Linked DNA regions of Mus musculus: region 1 is linked to region 2. A link is a loop called in an ENCODE intact Hi-C map of the cell type or tissue named here. Cell type or tissue: left cerebral cortex. All regions are shown on one strand. Links, peaks and the distances in the headings refer to the core of each region. The heading gives the core; the rest is flanking DNA.

Evidence for each region. Peaks named below come from ENCODE experiments on the same cell type or tissue, not always from the same donor. Only the 100,000 strongest peaks of a DNase experiment are listed, where the experiment ranks them.
Region 1: it touches region 2 in a loop (7-fold over the local background); 2 of 42 quality-filtered maps call a loop at or near these places.

The regions. Positions count from the first base shown.
Region 1 is chr2:122,370,486-122,380,156 of GRCm38, forward strand. Gm39918 (predicted gene, 39918) reads left to right here and starts at 4,348. Exons shown (of 3, transcript NR_166177.2): 1 at 4,348-4,420. It overlaps n-THgtg4 (a tRNA gene), which reads right to left and starts at 5,080; the gene lies at 5,009-5,080. n-THgtg3 (a tRNA gene) reads right to left here and starts at 6,949; the gene lies at 6,878-6,949. n-THgtg5 (a tRNA gene) reads left to right here and starts at 7,483; the gene lies at 7,483-7,554. In left cerebral cortex, for the core only: no CTCF peak of the experiment used is centred there; DNase peaks (open chromatin) are centred at 4,561, 5,149 and 5,661; H3K4me3 peaks cover 1,737 bases; H3K27ac peaks cover 1,628 bases.
Region 2 is chr2:122,113,284-122,122,954 of GRCm38, forward strand. It overlaps Spg11 (SPG11, spatacsin vesicle trafficking associated), which reads right to left and starts at 5,103. Exons shown (of 40, transcript NM_145531.2): 1 at 4,838-5,103; 2 at 1,325-1,506. The coding sequence starts at 5,085. Patl2 (protein associated with topoisomerase II homolog 2 (yeast)) reads right to left here. Exons shown (of 18, transcript NM_026251.2): 16 at 8,501-8,595; 17 at 7,877-8,025; 18 at 6,825-7,165. The coding sequence ends at 7,902. In left cerebral cortex, for the core only: no CTCF peak of the experiment used is centred there; DNase peaks (open chromatin) are centred at 4,662 and 5,148; H3K4me3 peaks cover 1,615 bases; H3K27ac peaks cover 1,457 bases.

The DNA of each region.
Region 1 (9,671 bases), core at 3,371-5,870, 260 kb after region 2:
GGTGGTGGTGGTGGTTTGAATGAGAATGGTCCCCATACGTTTGTTAAGGATTGAGAGGTGTAGCCTGGTTGGAGGAAGTGTGGCTTTGTTGGAGTCACCGAGGGTGGTCTTTGAGGTTTCAAAAGCCCATTACAGGCCTAGTCTCCACCCACCTCCTCTCTACTTGATGCTTGTGGATCGTGATGTAAAGCTCTGAGCTACTTATTTTTCCAGCAACATGCCTGCCTGCCCGCCCGCCTGCCACCCTGCTCTCTGCCATGAAGGTAATGGACTAACCCTCTGAAACTATAAGCAAGTCCGACATTGAATTCTTTCCTTCTATAAGTTGCCTTGGTCTTGATGTCTCCTTATAGCAATAAAGCAGTGACTGACACATGATATACACCCATAATCCTAGTAATTGGGAAGTTGAAGCCACAGGATCAGGAGTTCAAGGACAATGTCTTGTTGAGTTTGAGGCCAGCCTGGGCTGCCTGAATTTTTGTCTCACAAAACAAAAACAAACCTGCAATTGCTGAGCCTGGTGGTACACCACTTCAATCCTAGCATTTTGAAGGCAGAGGCAGGAGACAAAACACTAAATGCAGTGGATATGCCTATAATCTAGCTCTCAGAGGCTATAGCAGGAGTCCCTTAATGAATTCCAATTCATCTTGGGAGTGTCTCTCAGAAACCAAAAAAGTGGGAGCTGAAGAGATGACTTAAGAGCACTTAAATGCTCTTCCAGAGGACTGACTTTGGTCCTAGCACCCACGGCAGGCAAGTCCAGCTCCAGGAGCTCCTATACCTTCTAGCTTCTGTGGAATCTTGTGTATATGTGCATGCACACGTATGCACACACACACGCACACACACACAGAGGCAAAAATACCTGCACACATAAAAATAAATAGTTTTAAAAGTTATTTTAATATAGGCTTAAAGATAAATGCTGAGAGAAAAAGAAGCTTCCAGTAGAAAAGATACACCCAAAAGCGTGAGTGTAGGCTTTAAAGTGCTGAAGAAGCAGGACGTCTCCAAGTGTGGGTCCAGGCTGTGGAAGACTCCTCGAGAGTCGTGCTCACTGCTTTTTATGTTTTTGTCTGTTTTTTCGTTTTTTTTTTTTGTTTTGTTTTTTTACAATAATCATATATAGGATTTTAGAGGGTTTTGAAGTTATGACATTCAAAGAGTTGCTAAGAGACCCAAATGAGACCACAAGGTGCTTCCTTAGGGGTCCCCAATAAGGCTATAATTGATAAGGTAAAAGTGTAGCTCACTAGGACACAGGGATGTAGGGTAACTCTACTATAGCAAAGCTAGCGGTCCTGAATGAGAGCCTACCCAAGGCCATATGCATCCAGAACTTAAGCCTGCTATTACTTCAGCATAAAATGTCTATGAATGACCAGGAGCATACAAAGGCAGGCAGGCAGAGCAGCTTTTCTGTTGGAATTTTTTAACATAAAAAAAAAAGTGTGTGTGTGTGTGTGTGTCTAGGTTAGAGTTGCTTCTCTCCTTCCACAATTCTACCCGGAACTGAACTTAGACTGTTATTGCCTCGGTGGTAGGAACTTTTAGAAGCTTCAATCAGACTCTGGAGTGAGGAAAATCTTCTGTTTTCCTATGCCGTCATATTTCTCAGTTTTTCTATACTCCCTCGAGATTTGGGTAGATGAAATGAAGAGTAAAGTGCCATTCCGATCCAGGAGGCATCAGAGAGCCAAGCAAAGGAATAGAGGTGGAGCCCAGCATGGTATGCAGACAGTAGTCACAGGGGTGAGGGGTGGCTCAGCAGCTAAGAACACCTGTTGCTTTCACAGAAGACCTGGATTCAATTCTCAGTAAGCACATGGCAGCTCACAGCTGCCTATAAACTCCAGTTCCAGGAGATCTGGTATTCTCTTCTGGCCTCTGAGGGCTCCTGCACACACATGGTGCACATATACTCAGGCACACATAGACATCCATGTAAAATAGATACATTAAACCATTTCTCAACCTGACTGTGACAGCTCTCACGTACCTTTGATCACAACATTCTAGAAGCAGAGGCAGGCAGATGTCTGAGTTTGAAGCCAGCCTGGATGAGCCTCAGACCAGCCAAAGCTACACAGGGAGATCCTATTAAAACAAAACAACAACAACAACTACTACTACTACTACTACTACTACTACTACTACTACTACTACTATTTTCAGGGGCTGAAGAGATGGTGTCGTAGTTAAGGCCACCAGCTACTCTCCAGAGACCCTGGGTTCAGATCCCAGTGCCCACACAGAAGCTTTTGACTCTTTGTGACTCTAGTTCCAGAGGACCTCATACCCTCTTCTGGCCTTGACAGGTACCAGGCATGCACATGGGGCACAGACATACATGCAAGTGAGAGACCCATATACATTTAAAAATAGAACAAAACACCACTTTTCAGGTTCTGCAGTTAAGAGCATCTGCTGCTCTTTCAAGAGAACTGAGTTTGACTCTCAAAACCCATGTCAGGAGGCTCACAGCTACGTGTAACTCTAGCTCCAGGGCCTCGGACACTGTCTTCTGGCCTCCGTAGGTAATTGCCTGCCTCTCTCTCTCTGTCTCTCTCTCTCAACAAGTAAATGAATTTAAAAAAAAAACCTTTAAAAAATCTCTGTGTGCTATATAACCTATTCTCATCATTATATCATAATTCCTTTGATGCCCAAATTCTCCCAACTTGGCCAATGGGAGAGACCCTTCCTGAGAGGTGCCTCTATACTTTTTACTTGACCTCAGCGATCTTTTCTCTTCTCTTTCTCAGATATACTTTGTTATTCATTAAGACTGAGACTGAGTTCCATTTGTACCAACTTAAAAAAATACATATGGGTAGGTGTGTTGCTTGCTTGTGCGTCTATGTACCACTTGTGTGCAAGAAGAGGGCGTTGGATCTTGTTACGGATGGTTGTGGACCATTGTGTAGTCCACACAATGCTGAGGATGGAACCCAGGCCACTCTTAGTCACAGAACCTCTCTTCCTCATTGTACCATTTTCTGTTTGGCCTGCATAGTTTTGGTTAAATCGCGGTTTAAAAAAATTAAATCAACTTCCAGTGTTTTAAATTATGAGACATCTTGCACAAAACTCCAAGTTCCTGTCATCTCCTAAAACACCAGAAAGTCTGGCACACTGGGCTTAGATTCTCATCAAGAACAAGTGTCAGAAGATGACACTAGGGTGACTTCAAATGAAGTCAAATTGTCAGAGAAGGTCTTAGGATTTCATCGGAGCTCCAAACTTTTACCACTGACTTTCGCTCCTTTTCTTACTGTCTTGTCCCATTGAAGGCTGAGAAAAAAATGAAAGGCAAAGAGGAAGGGATCAAAGAGAAGGAGAGAAAGAGGAAAGGACTTTGTGTGACTGGAAAAACGGGAGGGCACTCTTTTCTCTTATTGTAGAACCGTAGAATCTCTCTCTAATATGAAAATAATATAAATCTTGCAATCACAAAGCAAACCTTGCAACTCATTTATAGACTATAAGAAATCTCCTGAAGTCAGGCACTTATGTGTATCTGTAATCTCAACTGCTTTAGAAGTTCAAGGACTGGGATTGAGGCAACCTAGATGTGAGACAAAGCAAGATTCCGGGGGAGGCGGAAGCCAAAGCCCCAAAGCGCCTGTTCAAATATTCATTTTGGAGCTAGGTGTGGTAGTATACTGCTGCAATCTCTGTACTCAGGAGGTTGGGGCAGGGGAATCCCAAGGTAACTTTGACAGGCAAGTGAGTTCAAGGCCAGCCTCAGCTACATGAGACTGCCTCAAAAAAACCAAACCAAACCAAACCAAAAATAAACACCCCCCCCCAAAAACCCCCCAAATTAGGTGGAGCTGCGTGTTTGGAGCACAATCATGGTCAAGATTTAGTCAGTACATCCGAATGGTGGTGCACAGCTGTAAACACAGCACTTTTGGCCTTCCTGGGTATGATGTGTGTGTGTGTGTGTATGTATGTATGTATGTATGTATGTATGTATGTATATGCAAAATTCTAATGCAAATAAAGCAAAATAAATATTTTTAAAAGATCTTAAAAACAAAACCAAAAGCCTAAAACAATGAAAGCAATAAAAACAAAAGCCAGAGTAAAACCCGCAATAAAAAGGACTCAGTGAGTCCTGCCTGCATTGCACTTGTGTTTTTTTGTTTGTTTGTTTTTGTTTTTTAACTTTAGTGGCTTTGCTTCAATTATATCTTTCTTGGCAATAAGAGATGAGAATGGAGGGCTGTCAAGTAGACTGTCAAGACAATTTTCTCGTCTAGTCTCCAAATTTGGGTCTTAATGGATCATCGCTTTCTTCTGTTTTACCACACTAAACTGTCCCCAACTCGCAATAGATGGGCAGGAGGGACGGGAGGCGAGAGATGCAAGGAAGACAGGCCTCGAGATGGATGGAGATTCCCTCAGTGTGAGTACTTTTACCCACTTATATAAATCTGTCACCTGCCTCGTATTCTGTTCTCATATCATAATTTTTTGGGAGTTGGAGGTGTCGGTATGTTATGTAAGAGGAGGAATATCTTCACACGTATGGATACATAAGTATTTGTTGCACTAGGACTATCATGGCAAGATAATGGCACTGGAAAATGGCAATAATTGGTGGATGACGTGAAGAATGAGAAGAAACCTTTCTGTTAGACTTGGTCACACGCAGTCTGTAATTACAAACGAACGACCCGATTTTTAAAATTAAAAACGGAGGTGCGGGAAATCTCTACAAGGGCACAGGGACGCTGTTTTCGGTCGTGTTGAATGGCTTAGATAACGGTTTTTCAGAAGGAAGGGATTAGAAACTGTTCGATCTGAAGCCGTAGTTAGAGCGTTAAAGAATTCTTAGATGCGCGATCGTTAGAGTAGCTCAATTTTCAAAGTAAGAGGGAAAAAAAAAAAAAAAAACAAACCAAACCAGTGAATCTTGTAAAAAACATGGAAATTAAAAAAAAAAAAAAAAAAAAAAAGACTGGATCCCCTTGCCGTGCCATTGTTGCCACAATGCCGTGACTCGGATTCGAACCGAGGTTGCTGCGGCCACAACGCAGAGTACTAACCACTATACGATCACGGCGAGCTACCAGGGACCTGTAATATTGCTCTTCTGAATATGCTCTTCAATACTCATAGGCCTTCCCACTTCCTGCGTCACTAAATGACCCGTGTGCTGGGCGGGACTCCAACCTAGCAGAGCCTGCGATGCGCAGGCGCATTGAATTCTCGCCGCTAACTAGGCTTCACTTTGGTTCGGTAATCTGGGGCTTGCGAGAGATGTTGGAGGTGGCCGGAGACCTCCTGAGCATCCGGGGACCCGAGGTGACTGTCTTGGGGAAGCCGGTCTCCGGGGCCTGGACCCTTACCAGTGGACTCTGCAGAGTTCTCCTGCCTGCAGGGCCGTTCCCCAGTGGGTCTCCTGGCTGCAGATCCACCCCGCACCCTATATCAGCGACCGATGAGGACCTTTGCTGAGAGTGCGGCGGATGCCCTCGGTACTGAGTTAGCAGTTTGGACAGAACTCTATTGAATGCCGGTCAGCTTCGGCTTTCCGCCCCCATGACTTCTCTCTTCCTTGCAGCCTCTCCCACTTATCCCACATTTAGGATGGCTAAATCCTCTCTCCTTGATGCTCCCGCTCGGCTTTGCGCCCACTTCTGACCCCATTGGGCGGCAACTGGGACTCGGTCCGGTTTTCTTCTTGTCCATCAGCGCTCCCACCCACACGGCGCCTAGCCTGTGACGGCTTCCACAGAGAGGCAGTGATATTTGCTAAACCAAGAAGGTGCCAGTGGTTTCTCACAAGTGAGTTCAAAGTGGCCACTTTTTACTCTCCTCTGCAGAGCCACCAGAGATCTCGCAAAACACCAGCTAAATCCTTTCACTATTTCACGTCCCAGACTGCAGGACATCCGCCTGCTTTTCCCTCACGCGGCTTTCAGTGTCGTTTCCCGCCCCCAGCGACTGGCGCCCATTCACTCAACAGGTTCTTGAGGTTCTAGCTGTCAGCCGAGCCAGGCCCTAGAGCGCTGTGGGAGCGGGCAGGTCCTAAAAATGACCCAGGGAGAACACTTAGGAGAGGAATCACGACAGACAGAGCCTTTTAATGACTGTGTTCAACCCTTTGTACATTAAATTGCTGTTTGACAGATTCCCATTCTCCTTGTAAAAGCTATCTCAAATGTCACACCCTCTGCGGAGCTGCTGCTGCTTCTTCTTCTTCTTCTTCTTCTTCTTCTTCTTCTTCTTCTTCTTCTTCTTCTTCTTCTTCTTCTTCTTCTTCTTCTTCTTCTTCTTTTCTTCTTCTTCTTCTTCTTCTTCTTCTTCTTCTTCTTCTTCTTCTTCTTCTTCTTCTTCTTCTTCTTCTTCTTCCTTCTTCTTCTTCTTCTTCTTCTTCTTCTTCTTCTTCTTCTTCTTCTTCTTCTTCTTCTTCTTCTTCTTCTTCTTTCTTCTTCTTCTTCTTCTTCTTCTTCTTCTTCTTCTTCTTCTTCTTCTTCTTCTTCTTCTTCTTCTTCTTCTTCTTCTTCTTTTTTTAAATCACTTCGGCGTCTACGTTACTGCTTTGATGGAAATTTGTAAAAAGTATGTATAGGAGACTAAGAAAAACCAACGTATTTTTACAATATATATTGAAAACAGTTAGATATATACATTGCATTTTTCTGGCTGACGCAATTCTCTGTACTTCGGGTGCAAACACCATCCCTCTAACATACTGGAAGCTTTTGTGCGCCTGCAGTTTAATTTAGCCCGCGCTGGTATAAAACCCTAATTCTCAACAGGCAGTTTGAGATTAATTTTCTAGAATGTTAGCTAAGTATTAAAATCGAACAGAAGAATAAAATACAGCTCCCTTGCCGTGCCATTGTTGCCACAATGCCGTGACTCGGATTCGAACCGAGGTTGCTGCGGCCACAACGCAGAGTACTAACCACTATACGATCACGGCGAGCTACCGGGAACTTAAGGTCAGGACTCCTTCCTTGGTCTCTTCTGTGTTGGATGCCCCGCCCCTTTTGACGTCATCGGGTTGCTGGCATTTGTTTCTGCCTATCAACGGCGGGACTTATGAGTGTGCGCAGGCGCTTTGGTTTCCCTGGCTAGATCTGTGCGCTAGCGTAAAGAAGCCCTCCGCTTCGCAGCAGTGGTAACAGCGGCCGACTGGGCCTCTTTTTTTCCTTGTTTTTTTTATTTAATTTTTAATTTTAATTTTGAGTCTGTGTCTGATTCGGGACAGGCTGGCCTCTAACGTCCCGAGTTTTAGGTTCCTAGGCGCCACCACGCTGGGCTTGCCAAGCATTTTCATGGCTGTCTTTTTGTGGTGCGTTTCCAAGCCAAATAGAAACTCAAGAAGACTGTGGTCAATCGTTGTGGTTCGCTGGGGCCCCCCCAGTACATCAGCATAGGGATGGCAGGGGATGGATCGTCCCTGTCTCAAGAGTCGCACTGGTTACACAGCACAGTGTGGCGTTCCGGTAGCTCGCCGTGATCGTATAGTGGTTAGTACTCTGCGTTGTGGCCGCAGCAACCTCGGTTCGAATCCGAGTCACGGCATTGTGGCAACAATGGTACGGCAAGGGCGCCTTTTTAGTGAAGGCGTTGTAATGCCCGGGCTAATTCTCCTATGTCCCTGTTGCTCATGATGAAGGCATTATAATGCGTGGTTAATTCTCAAAAACACTATACTATGTCACGAGCGACTGACTTTACAGCTTGTTGGTTTAGTCACCTTACTTTTGTTAATATCTCTGCGTGGTACTTTCTATTTTCCTAATTCAACGGTTAATCACATTTTAGTCTTTTAAAAACCTTACAAGACTTAAGAGTTCATCACGGAGGGCATAGGAATTATAGGAACAATGCGAAAATTAGGGGTTAGAATTAAAATTAGGGTTAGGTAGGAAAACAAACCGAACCTTTTTTGGTTCAGATCATATGACAAATGAAAGATACTACCACACTGAAGGGACTAGTTTTTTGTGGTCACTGTGGCGTGCTAAGATAGCCTCGTGGGTGCTGGTGTTTTTCTCCTCTTCCCAGTCTACCTCACATTAAAGCAAATTATCACGTTGTTTTGTGTGCTCTTAAAAAAAACCCTCAAGCTCCACAAATTCGGGTCTATTATTCGGCATTAGGCCAAATGGAAGTGAATTTTCCACCTAGCTCTTGAATGCTTACTTGATGGTGGCTGTGTGGTTGTCAAGAAAGGACCCAGAGAAGAATGAAGTTCTCCAGCTCCTCCTAGGGGCTCTGGGATGGCAAAGCAAGTCAGGAAACATTCCTGGGAAAGATAGGTGTTGTAATGTCTTTCACCCATAATCCATCAGAACAGCTTACTGAACAGTGTAGAAAATCAAGACTTCATTGCAGCCCCACCCCCTAAGTCCCTAAACAAACAAAAGACAACAAAAACCACCCTCGCAGGCTGTAATTTCCCTGGGTCTCCTGGCATTTTAGGAGATTTGGTGAGTTTAAAGCCACATAACAGGACAGCTTGCGCCTTACAAGTGTTGCTGAACAAAATATAGTAGGTGAATGTGAAAACCCATTGGGCTTTGTGTGAACAGTCATGTATCTAGGCAGTATCACCAAACCCAGCAGACTAGTCACCAGGACTGTGGCAGCTGTTCCTGGGCTGGCCTTGCTAGCCCTGTTCCCATGAGCTGCACCCACACCAGGGCTTGGGAGAGATGCAAGCATTCCCTCCTGAGGGAGACATAAACCAGGTCGACCTCCCTCTCTAAGGTCCCAGTAACAAAGAAAGTACAGTTCTGTCAGAGGTCCCTCAGGAACTAGAAGGTTGTTGGGTTTATTTATAGAGTCTGAGTGAGGGGTTACTGACAGGTGACCATAAAGTGGCCACATTAGAAAGTCTTCACCCAGCAAGATGACTTCTTCCTGAAGTCACATAGAGGGAGTCCCCTTCAGTCAACCTCCCCCAGCATGTAAACTGTCTCTGGAGACCCGAGGTCACATGAAATTAGAGCAGAATGGCATGCAGGTGCCCAGGAAGAGTGACTGGGGTCTTAGGGAGAGTCCTGTGACCAACAGCAACCATCCACTGGCTCAGTCATGATGGCTGCTTCCAACCAGGCACAACTGACCTGGTCAAGACAGTTGCTCTTTTGCTTGGATGACGAAGGAGGAAGGAACAGTCACTCTGATATTATTTAGGGTGCAGCAAGCGGTCCATTTTATGTGTTAATTAAGTCAAAGGCAGGAAAAGTTTGAAAGTGAAGCAAAGCCAAGGTTTATTCAAAGTGGACAATTTCATAGAGTTAAAAAAGAAAAGGAAAGGAAAGGAAAGGAAAGGAAAGGAAAGGAAAGGAAAGGAAAGGAAAGGAAAGGAAAGGAAAGGAAAGGAAAGGAAAGGAAAGTTCCTCCGGGCAGGCAACTTGTCAATCTAGCAGCCCAGAGGAGGAGAATGTCGAGAGAAAGAGTGAAAGGGAAAAGCCATTTAAGTAAAGCCAGAAAGGAAGGGTGCATCAGAGAAAGAGTAAGGAAGCCCAGTTACTATAGTGGAAAAGCACATATAGGCTCTGGAAGCAGAGAAATAGCCAAGAAAGAACCAAAAGGAAATATTTACAGCTTTTAAAACCAGGACTCATTAAGGTGGGCAGACCCAGCAGGATCTCATAGCAGCTTGTAGGAACTGTACCAGGAACAGACAT
Region 2 (9,671 bases), core at 3,211-5,710:
ACAGTTGGTAAATGTGACCTTATAACAATAGAAAAACAAAACAAAACAAAAAACAGATAAAACAAAGAGGGAAACTGCACTCATTCCAACGCAAGAAAAAGAAGGAGCGGGGCAGTGGAGGCGCATGCCTTTAATCCCAGCACTGGAGAGGCAGAGGCAGGCAGATTTCTGAGTTCGAGGCCAGCCTGGTCTATAGAGTGAGTTCCAGAACAGCCAGGGCTACACAGAGAAACCCTGTCTCGAAACACACACACACACACACACACACACACACACACACACACACACACACACACACACACACGAAGGAACCTTATAGTCAAGGGTAGAAAGGATGTTACTGTAGTAAAAGTGGAGGTCCAGGGGCTTAGAGTTCTGTTGCCTCCTGCTGCAGCTTATCAAGACAAGATTCTCAACAGCTATGCAACCAGTCTAAGTCCACACTGTCCAATTAAAATTCATGACTCATCAATCCATTGGACAGATGAGATTCAATGTGACTGGCAGCCAAAGAAACGTGAAATAAATTTAACATGTATTATTTGGTTCATTACATATAAAATATCTTTCCAATATGGAATTCATACAAAAATTATTAATGAGCTACTCTACTTTCCTTATACTAAGACTTAGCTATTCAAGAGGCAGGAGGATTTTTAAATCCAGGACCAGCTTAGGTAGCTTGGTGATACTCTGCCTGAAAATAAGAGCAAGAAAGGCCTGGGGCTGAGTATGTAGCTCAATGACTGAGTGACAATCTAGCATGTATGAGGCCATGGGTTCACTTCCCAGTATCCCTCTAAAAAACCAGATGGATGTATGATTTCTTCCCCGCTCCCCTCCACCCCTTTTTTTTCCTTTTTGGCAGCCTTACTACGTATCCTAGGTTAGCATCAAACTGAGGTCCTCTGGCTTCTGCCTCAAAAGTGCTGGGATTATAGGCATATCGCCCCTCACTTGCCTGTGACATATATAGCACATTTCTCAGTCACCAAGGGCTTGCCTAGCATTTGTGAGACTCTAGATTTGATTCCCAGTCCTGCAAAAATTAAAGGTACAACTTTATTCCTATTAACTACATTCTGAGTGCTGAACAACTGGCTAGTGGCTATAGTATTGAGCAGTGTAGCCCGCCCTTTTGGTTTCACCTCTATGAGAACTTCTCATAACTTCTCACAAATAGTTGGTCATGGTGGCACACTCCTGACATCCCAGCACTTGTGAAACTGATGGAGGAGGACCACATGTTTGAGGGTGGCCTGTGCTACACAGTCACACTGTCTAAGAAAGGAAGCAAAAGTCCCAGACCTAAAATGACACTTACTGACACCTTGATCTTCAGTGAGCTTCTGCAGTGTCCTCCCACAACAGCCGTGTAATAAGGCTGCGTCACATCTTCCATCTCTCAAGTCAAATTCATATACGAGCAGCTCATAATCTTCTCTGGCAACAAGCAGCTTGGGCCTGTCTCTTGATGTGCTGTTCTGAGACTCCTCCCATAGGAACCTAAGAAAAAAAGTTTAGATTTATTGTGTTTCTATACCCACAATCCCACTAACCACAATAGTGGGGACCAACGGGCAGAACAAGGACAGCTTAGTTCACTGACAGCACCAACTCCACAATCCAGCCTAAGGGAATGAAAACACCGTCACAACTCTCTTCCTTCCCTTCCCTTCCCGTCTCCTAACTTCTTCCCACTCTTTTCCTCTACACTGAGAGTGGGGGTATGAAGTGAACACAGGGCAAGAAACTGTTCCCTTCAGCTTTTTAAACATCTTTTAAAAGCCTAATTATTCTTTGTAGGCCTGACTGTCCTGGTACTTGCTATGTAGACCAGGCTGGCCTCAAACTCACAGAGATCCACCTGTCTCTTCCTCCTGAGTGCTGGGATCAAAGGCATGTGCCACCATACCCAGTTGTAAATTTATTCCTTATAAAGTAAGTATATTACTTATTATAATCAATAAAATGGGCTTATACAGCTGGCGGTGACTCAAGTGGTTGAGAATACTTGTTCACAAATACAGTAACTGCAGTTCCAGGGGATCTGACATCCTTTCCTGGTCTCTGCTGGTACCATGCACATGATGCACATATATACTTGCAGGCAAACGCTCACAAACAAAAAATAAATAATGTTTTAAATGGGCTTTGACTGAATTGGATTATTTCAGATTTAAAAATTAATTATTTACATCTGCAGTCTTTGAGTACTCCAGAATGCTATGTTACAGAACAACCCTCCCTAATAGAACTTTGTGATGATACAAATGTTCTATTTCAGTGCTGCTCAAGACAGCCAACAATCCGTGGGCAGATATGGCTACAGGGCACTTCTACTGTGGGTACTGCAAAAAAGAACTGTTACGGTAAAGACGGTCCAGCTTAGCCACATGTGGCTGGCTAATGACTATCATACTAGACAGCATAGTCACCAAAGTTGGCTAGCAAGGACAGAGAGAGACTAATTATATTACATTATATTTTAAAATAAACCTAAGGGCTGTAGAAGTTGCTTAGGGGCTAAAGAGCTAGCTCCACAGGCTGGAGAGTGGCACTTGGATACTCAGAACCCACACGAGAGCCAGTCAGGCTTGGTGGCCTGGCTGCCTGTAATCCTAGCACTCAGGAGTCAGAGACAAAAGATCCTGGGGACAAGCTAGCCATCTAGACCAACTCAAGCCTGTGAGCTCTTGGTTTCAGATCGAGACTCTGACTCTGAAATGAAGAGGAGGGTCAGCAATGGTTCATCAGGGAAGGACACATGCATGTGCTTTGCAACCTGAGTTGGATCTCTGAACTCCATGTCAAGGTGGATGCAGAGAACCAACCGCATGGAGTTGTTTTCTGACCTCCACAGTTTTATGCTGTGCCATGTTCATGAGCACGTGCACACACACCCAAACATTAATAATAATAAATAAAAAATTCAAATTACTGTGGCAAGCAATCTAGGAAGACACTCAATATCAATATCAGGCCTCCACATGTATACATGCACACATTCACACACATGTAAAAACTAAAATAAAAAGGTCCAAGCTGGGCATAGCAACATTGTCTTAGCTACTCAGAAGGCCGAGGAAGGGTCTCTTGAGCCCAGAAACTGAACACCCTAAGCAACATAGCAAGACTCTATCACTGGGTTGGAGAGATGGCTCAGCGGTTAAGAGGGCAGACTGCTCTTCCAAAGGTCCTGAGTTCAAATCCCAGCAACCACATGGTGGCTCACAACCATCTGTAACAGGGTCTGATGCACTCTTCTAGTGTGTGTCTGAAGACAGCTACAGTGTATTCATAGTAATAAAATAAATAAATCTTAAAAAAAGAAAAGACTATCACTAATATGTATGAGCCAGATCTGGTGACTCGATAGCAATCACTTTCTTTAGTGGCTGAGACAAGAAGACTGAGTTTGGGGCCAGTCTGGGCTACAGAGAAAGACCTATCTTAAGATCAGTCAATATGGCCCAACTCTGAAAACACTAAAAGAGATGAGGCTACCACTCTGATAGTTTCAACTTCTTTTAAAAACTTTGCTTTTCTACAATAATAAGTTTATATTAAATGGGGTGGCTATGAGGTTCTTATTAGAAACACTGACAGTTCCCATTTCTGCCTTTATATACCAAGAACACACAGGCACTCCAACACACACCAGACATGAGAACAGTAGAAAGCTGGGATGGAAGTACGTGCTTATAATTCCAGCATTGGAGAGGAGGAGGTAAGAGGGTTGGGAACTCACAGGCATCCTTGGGTCCAGGCCAGCCTGAGCTCCATGAGACCGTATCACAAGGGGGTAAAAAGATGGGTTAAAATACTTGCTGACTCAGCAAACTCATCTTGTGTCTATAGAGCTGTTGAAGAGCCTGGAGACTCAAAGTGAGATACCTGTTGGCTATACAGTCTCATATAGATTGATCCTAAAATACTTACTTCCCTTTATTAAAAAGGTCAGCATATACTCAGGGGACTTCTAAACTTTATGATGTAAACTGTTTTATGAAAAGTGGAAAGCAATATAATATTGTAATTCTCTACCTTCTCAATCCATGGGAGCCTCATGTCTAAGAAACAGCGGACATGCCAGGTATGGAGTATACAAGCCTGTAATCTCAGCATTAGAAGGGGTAAAACAGGAGGATTGTGAATTGCAAGCCAATCTGGCTATATCTTGAGACTGTGATTTAAACATGGAAAACGTAGGGCTGGAATACCGTTCAGTGACCTCAGAGCACTTGTGTAAATGAATGGACAAGTTTAAAGAGGAGCAGGGGCTGGAGTGGGCGTGGTGGTGGCTGTGTTTGCAAGAAAACATTATTTTAGAGACAAAAAAAAATGCTTTAGAAATAAGCCTTATCTGGCATTTTAAAACAAAGTAGACTGTCTGGTAGTGCAGGCAGAGACAGGCCGATCTCTGTAGGCTCCAGGCTATATTTCGAGTTCTAGAATACCTAGGGATACATAGTGAAGAGGGGGAGGAGGAGGTAGAGAAAGATAGGCTTAGAACTCCTTTCAGTGACAATCTGTATTGAATTAAAGAAACAGGACCTGTGCTGAGACCCATCCAGGGTTTGCAGGGGCTATCAAGGAGTGAGACATCTTCTCTGTCCACCCAGGAAGTGAGCCGTGAGTTGCAACAAGGTGAGGATTTCACTTCGGGATGGGAAAGGTTCCGAGAGGCACGGGGCTCGATCCTGAGGAGGCTCCCCAGTGGTTCATCCTCTCCCACCAACCCAGGGGCCGGCGAGAGGCGAGCCCAGGACTCCCCTCCGGAGCGGCTCAGATTTCAGCCTCCTCCCACAGCCTGCAGCCGTCCCGCAGCACTTACTGCCTAAAGGGTCCTGGGAGGCAGCAGCTGCTCCCACCCCTGCTGCCCGGCGCCAAGGAAAGCACTTGGAGACTGCCCGCAGCCGTCAGGCTCCCCAGGGCCTCCAGCTCTCGGTGCAGCTGCGCCCGCGGTCCCAGCTGCGCCGTCTCCTCAGCTGGGATCCGCACCAGCAGCATGGGCAGGACCCGCTCCATGGCCCCGGCACAGCCGGGGGAGGCAGCACTTCCGGGCCCTGGCTGGGCAGCCATCTTGGCCTGGGCGGTCCTTCCGGTAGAGGCGCCCGAATGCGTCACGGACCTGCGCAGTGATTCGGACCTTGTGACTCTCACGAGAGAGGCGGTCCTGCGCCCGGCATTTGCTCAGCTTGGGGTGGAGGCGGCTCTAAACGGAATCCTGCAAAAACCACGCCTGCCCCTCCCTGCTCAGCTCAATTCAATAATACGCCAGGGCCTTTCAGCTGCTTGTGCTGTCCTTGCTACCAAAGATTTCTAAGGCAGGTGCTTCTTACTCCATTGAAACCCTGTTGCTGGCTCCTCTTCACTTTTTGTGCTGCTCGGTTAACAGGCATCTGGTAGTGCGCTTTTCTTGGTAGCAAGTACTCTTTTAAAGTCTAGAACTAATAAAGAACCCTCTACCATTTTAAAAAAAAAAAAAAAAAGCAGGGCTTCACAACAGACCCCCTCCCCCCATCCCCGGCTTCGAGAAATCGGCCCCTCTACGGAGTGGTATGGAGTTTTGGAAAGCAACTATCTCCATCAGATGCCTGGGATCCCAGAGTTTGAAAAATCAATCTGACTCATTTCCCCCATCAGGAAGTTTTGAAGAGCAGTTTACCAAAAATAAAATAAAATAAAATAAAATAAATTCTACAAGCCCTTCCTCCTCCTGACTGCAAAAACTAATTTTCAGACCCTTCGAGATGAATTTTCTTGTACCCGTGGGTACCCAGTCTCAGGATTTGGGAGTGTAAACTTCTCAGACCAATAGATCTCCTTTTGAGGTCAAACAATCTATTCTTTGTGGTCCTCCACCAAGGACTCTGTTACAAACATGAAGGTTAACATGGAGATTGAAGTCAAACGATATCCTTTGTAACAGATGGATGCATACAGAGTAGAGATGGTGAAATAGTTCACCTTTCAATTTCTTCTGTTTTTCTCAGGAAAGTACAATCTGATACAGAAGAGAAGAGGTAGAGAGCTATTGAAAAGGCATTTGGTCAAGCTATTTATTTGATAAAGGTTCTCTAGTGGCCTTAGACACCTGATCCTCCTTCACCAGCTTTTCAGGTTCTAGGAATACAGGATTATGCCTCCATGCCTACTTAACAGTGTCTTTCTAACACAGCCACTTCTACAAACTGAACATTTTGACTTAATGGCAACCTGCTAACATGCCTTCCTGGCTCAGTCTAAAGTCTAAAGCCCCTCTCTATTCCAGTCACTCTCAAATCATAGTATTTATGACTAATTAACATTTTATGTCAATTCCTGACCAAACTCTATGTAAGCCTGGAAATAGCAGAGACCTGTGCACCACTGTTATCTTCCTGCCTGAATCCCAGCCTGGCTCATAAAAGGTACTTTAGTATTTCTTGATGAATGCAGGACTTCATTTGACAAAATGCTGCCATGTTCTTCTCTTTCTTTCTTTCTTTCTTTCTTTCTTTCTTTCTTTCTTTCTTTCTTTCTTTCTTTCTTTCTTTCTTTCTTTCTTTCTTTTAAATTTACTTTATTTATGAGTACACTGTAGCTGTCTTCAGACACACCAGAAAAGGGCATGGGATCTCATTAAAGGTGGTTGTGAGCCACCATGTGGTTGCTGGGAATTAAACTCAGGACCTCTGGAAGAGCATTGAGTGCCCTTAACCACTGAGCCATCTCTCCAGTCCCCATGTTATTTTCTTATGTCAAGGAAGATGCTTATATCCAAATCTCTCAGCCTTAGCTGAACTGTTTGGTTTACATAAAGTCTGGCAACACGGAAGCAACATCCCAGATTAGACTTTTATTAAATACAAGGCCTTTCCCCTTATTAGGAAGGATATTCTTGACATATTCAAAAAAATGTCCTTCGTTGTAATTCCAAACTTACAAACAAGTTTCAACATATCATTTGATATTTCTTTAATCATACCTAAAGTAGTCATGCCTTAATTTTAGGCAAGTCACCTAGATTTTAAGAAAGGATATGACAATGTGGCAGGGTCCTCCAACATAACAAAGTATAGGAAATGGCCTCAACTGTCACTGTAGACAGGTGATGGAGTTCCGTTTCTGATATTTCAGCTTCTCACATTAACTAATACATCAGTAGATACAGGCAAGCCTACAAAGAACAAGAGTTAACTGCAAACACAATTCCATTTTACAAGTATTTATGGTTTAATTCATGCTTGGCTCATTCTAACAGTGGGTAAGTTCTAAGGACAGAGATGTTCTCTTATTTCTCTTATAGCCTGAAATAGTCTCTCAACTGTTGTTTGAATGAACTAGTTATTCAACTTTTCAGACTATGGCTCTGAAATAGCACCTACAAGTGACCAAACACTGAGAATAAATACAAAGTTGTGGCTAAACAGACCACAGGGCCCTAATGAGTCCAGACTGGGTTACTCAGTAAATGCCTGAGTATCTAGAGCAACTTTTAGATTTTTGTATTACATTTTCACACACATACACACACTCCACAGTGAACCTTTGGAGGTCACAGGACAACTTGCAGGAGTCACTTGCCTCATTACATGATATGAATCTACCTGCTGAGCCATCTCACTGACCCAAGAACTTTGTTTGTTTATTTGGTTGGTTTGGTTTGGGGTTTTTGAGACAGAATCTCATATCTCACTATGTAGTCTTGGCTGGCTTGGAACTCACTTCTGACCCTAAGTGATAAGACCAAAGGCATGTATGACCATGCTTGGCTCATAGAACTAGGTGTAAAGCTCATTATTTTCCATGATCACAGTTTATAGGAGATTTGATGCACAGACTTGGACTGGGCTTGACAAGGTGAGACTTTGTTTATATAAGCACTTACTCCATTCTGGCTTCCAGCTGCTGAACTAATTGCTTGTCCATGTGATGGCAGAACAGGGAAGCAGATTCCTGGGGAAGGCTAGAGGCTCCGCCAAGGATGCTGCAGGCAACTGAGCTATCTCCCAGGCAATCAGAATCACCAAGTCTGTCCTAAGGGACAGAAAAGAGAGGCCTAGCAGAGCCTTTATGTTTATGCAGGAAACTGATGTCCAGGCAAAGTCTGTTATTCCTCTTCCACCACTGTAGGCATAGATTCCATCGCAGACAGCGATTGAGAGGTAACGTCTGTACATTTGCTATGCACCTGATGATGCCTAGCCATCCTCCTTCCTATTTGATTTTAACTCTAAGGAGTTGATAGTACTACTCCCAGCTGAGGAAACTGACTAAGACGTGAAGTGTGTCAAAGTTACATTGCAGTAGACAGGTCTGTCTGACTCGAAGTGTATTTTCTTTAATTACTATGACCCTGTCCCCTGTGGGAAACCAACATTCCGACATAGGACACTATGTAGGGCAGGGCAGGAGAAGATTCAGCACTCGAATCTATTCTTCAGGAACTCTTTCCCAGGGCTCCCACACACCAGGGCATTGGCGTGTATTGACAAGGCCTTTACAGTCTTACCAGGTTGCACAGTCACTGCTGGATCGGAGGGAAGGATCCAGGGATACCAGCTGCTCTCCATGACTCAGCAAGGCATATAGCAGAGATATCCCAAACTGTGAGCGAAATACAGTTCAAGACAAAATGAGGTCTACAGTTCTACAGGCTCCCCTGGCTTTGCTGTCTTCCTCCAACTTAAAGGACAGGCTTGTGTGTACAGATAGAGAGCAATATACAAGAGCTGCCAGATTTTACAGCTAAACAAAGAGCTCTTCCACACCCAAAGGAACCACTGCCCTGAACTTTCCATGCGCTCTCTGAGAGCTGACAAGATGGGGGTCATCTAGTGAATGAGGAGCCTGGACTCTGCTGCAGGTGGTCTGTGGGCCATACTTTCAGAAGCACTACTTTAAGCACACAAGAGCACACAAGAGAATGCCCTAGAAATTGACAGAGACTGTCAAATCTATAGTGGCATACTTAAAAACTTGCTGTTGTAGACTGGGGTGGAGTTCAGTGGTATGGAAAGTGCTGAGTAGACACAGGCCTTGTTTGAATGCTCAGCACAAAGAAAAATATAAGAGCCGGGGCATGGTGGCACACGCCTTTAATCCCAGCACTGGGGAGGCAGAGGCAGGCGGATTTCTGAGTTCGAGGCCAGCCTGGTCTACAAAGTGAGCTCCAGGACAGCCAGGGCTATACAGAGAAACCCTGTCTCGAAAAACCAAGGGAAAAAAAAAACAAAACAAAGAAAAACAAGACTGTCTTTCCTTTAGTCAGGAACTAATATTATAGACACGTGGGATATCTGTCTGCCGTGGGATATCTGTCTGCCTCTCCCTCCCTCCCCCTCCTTCCTCCCCCCCCCCCCCCGCCTCTCTCCCTCTCTCCTCTAAAGGGTATACAATAAAAAGTTTGGAGACACACCTTTAATACCAGCACTTGGGAGGCAGAGGCAGGCGAATTTCGGAGTTTGAGGCCAGCCTGGTCTACAGAGTGAGTTCCAGGACAGCCAAGGCTACACAGAGAATCCCTGTCTCGAAAAAAACCAACCCCCCCCCCAAAAAAAAAAAGGTTTGGAGACTTTCAATGTGGAGGCTCACACCACCTGCAGCCATAGGGAGTCTATCAGAAAAGATGTGCCTCTCCACAGGTCTTAGGTAGTCCAGGTTAGCCCTGAACTCACCATAAA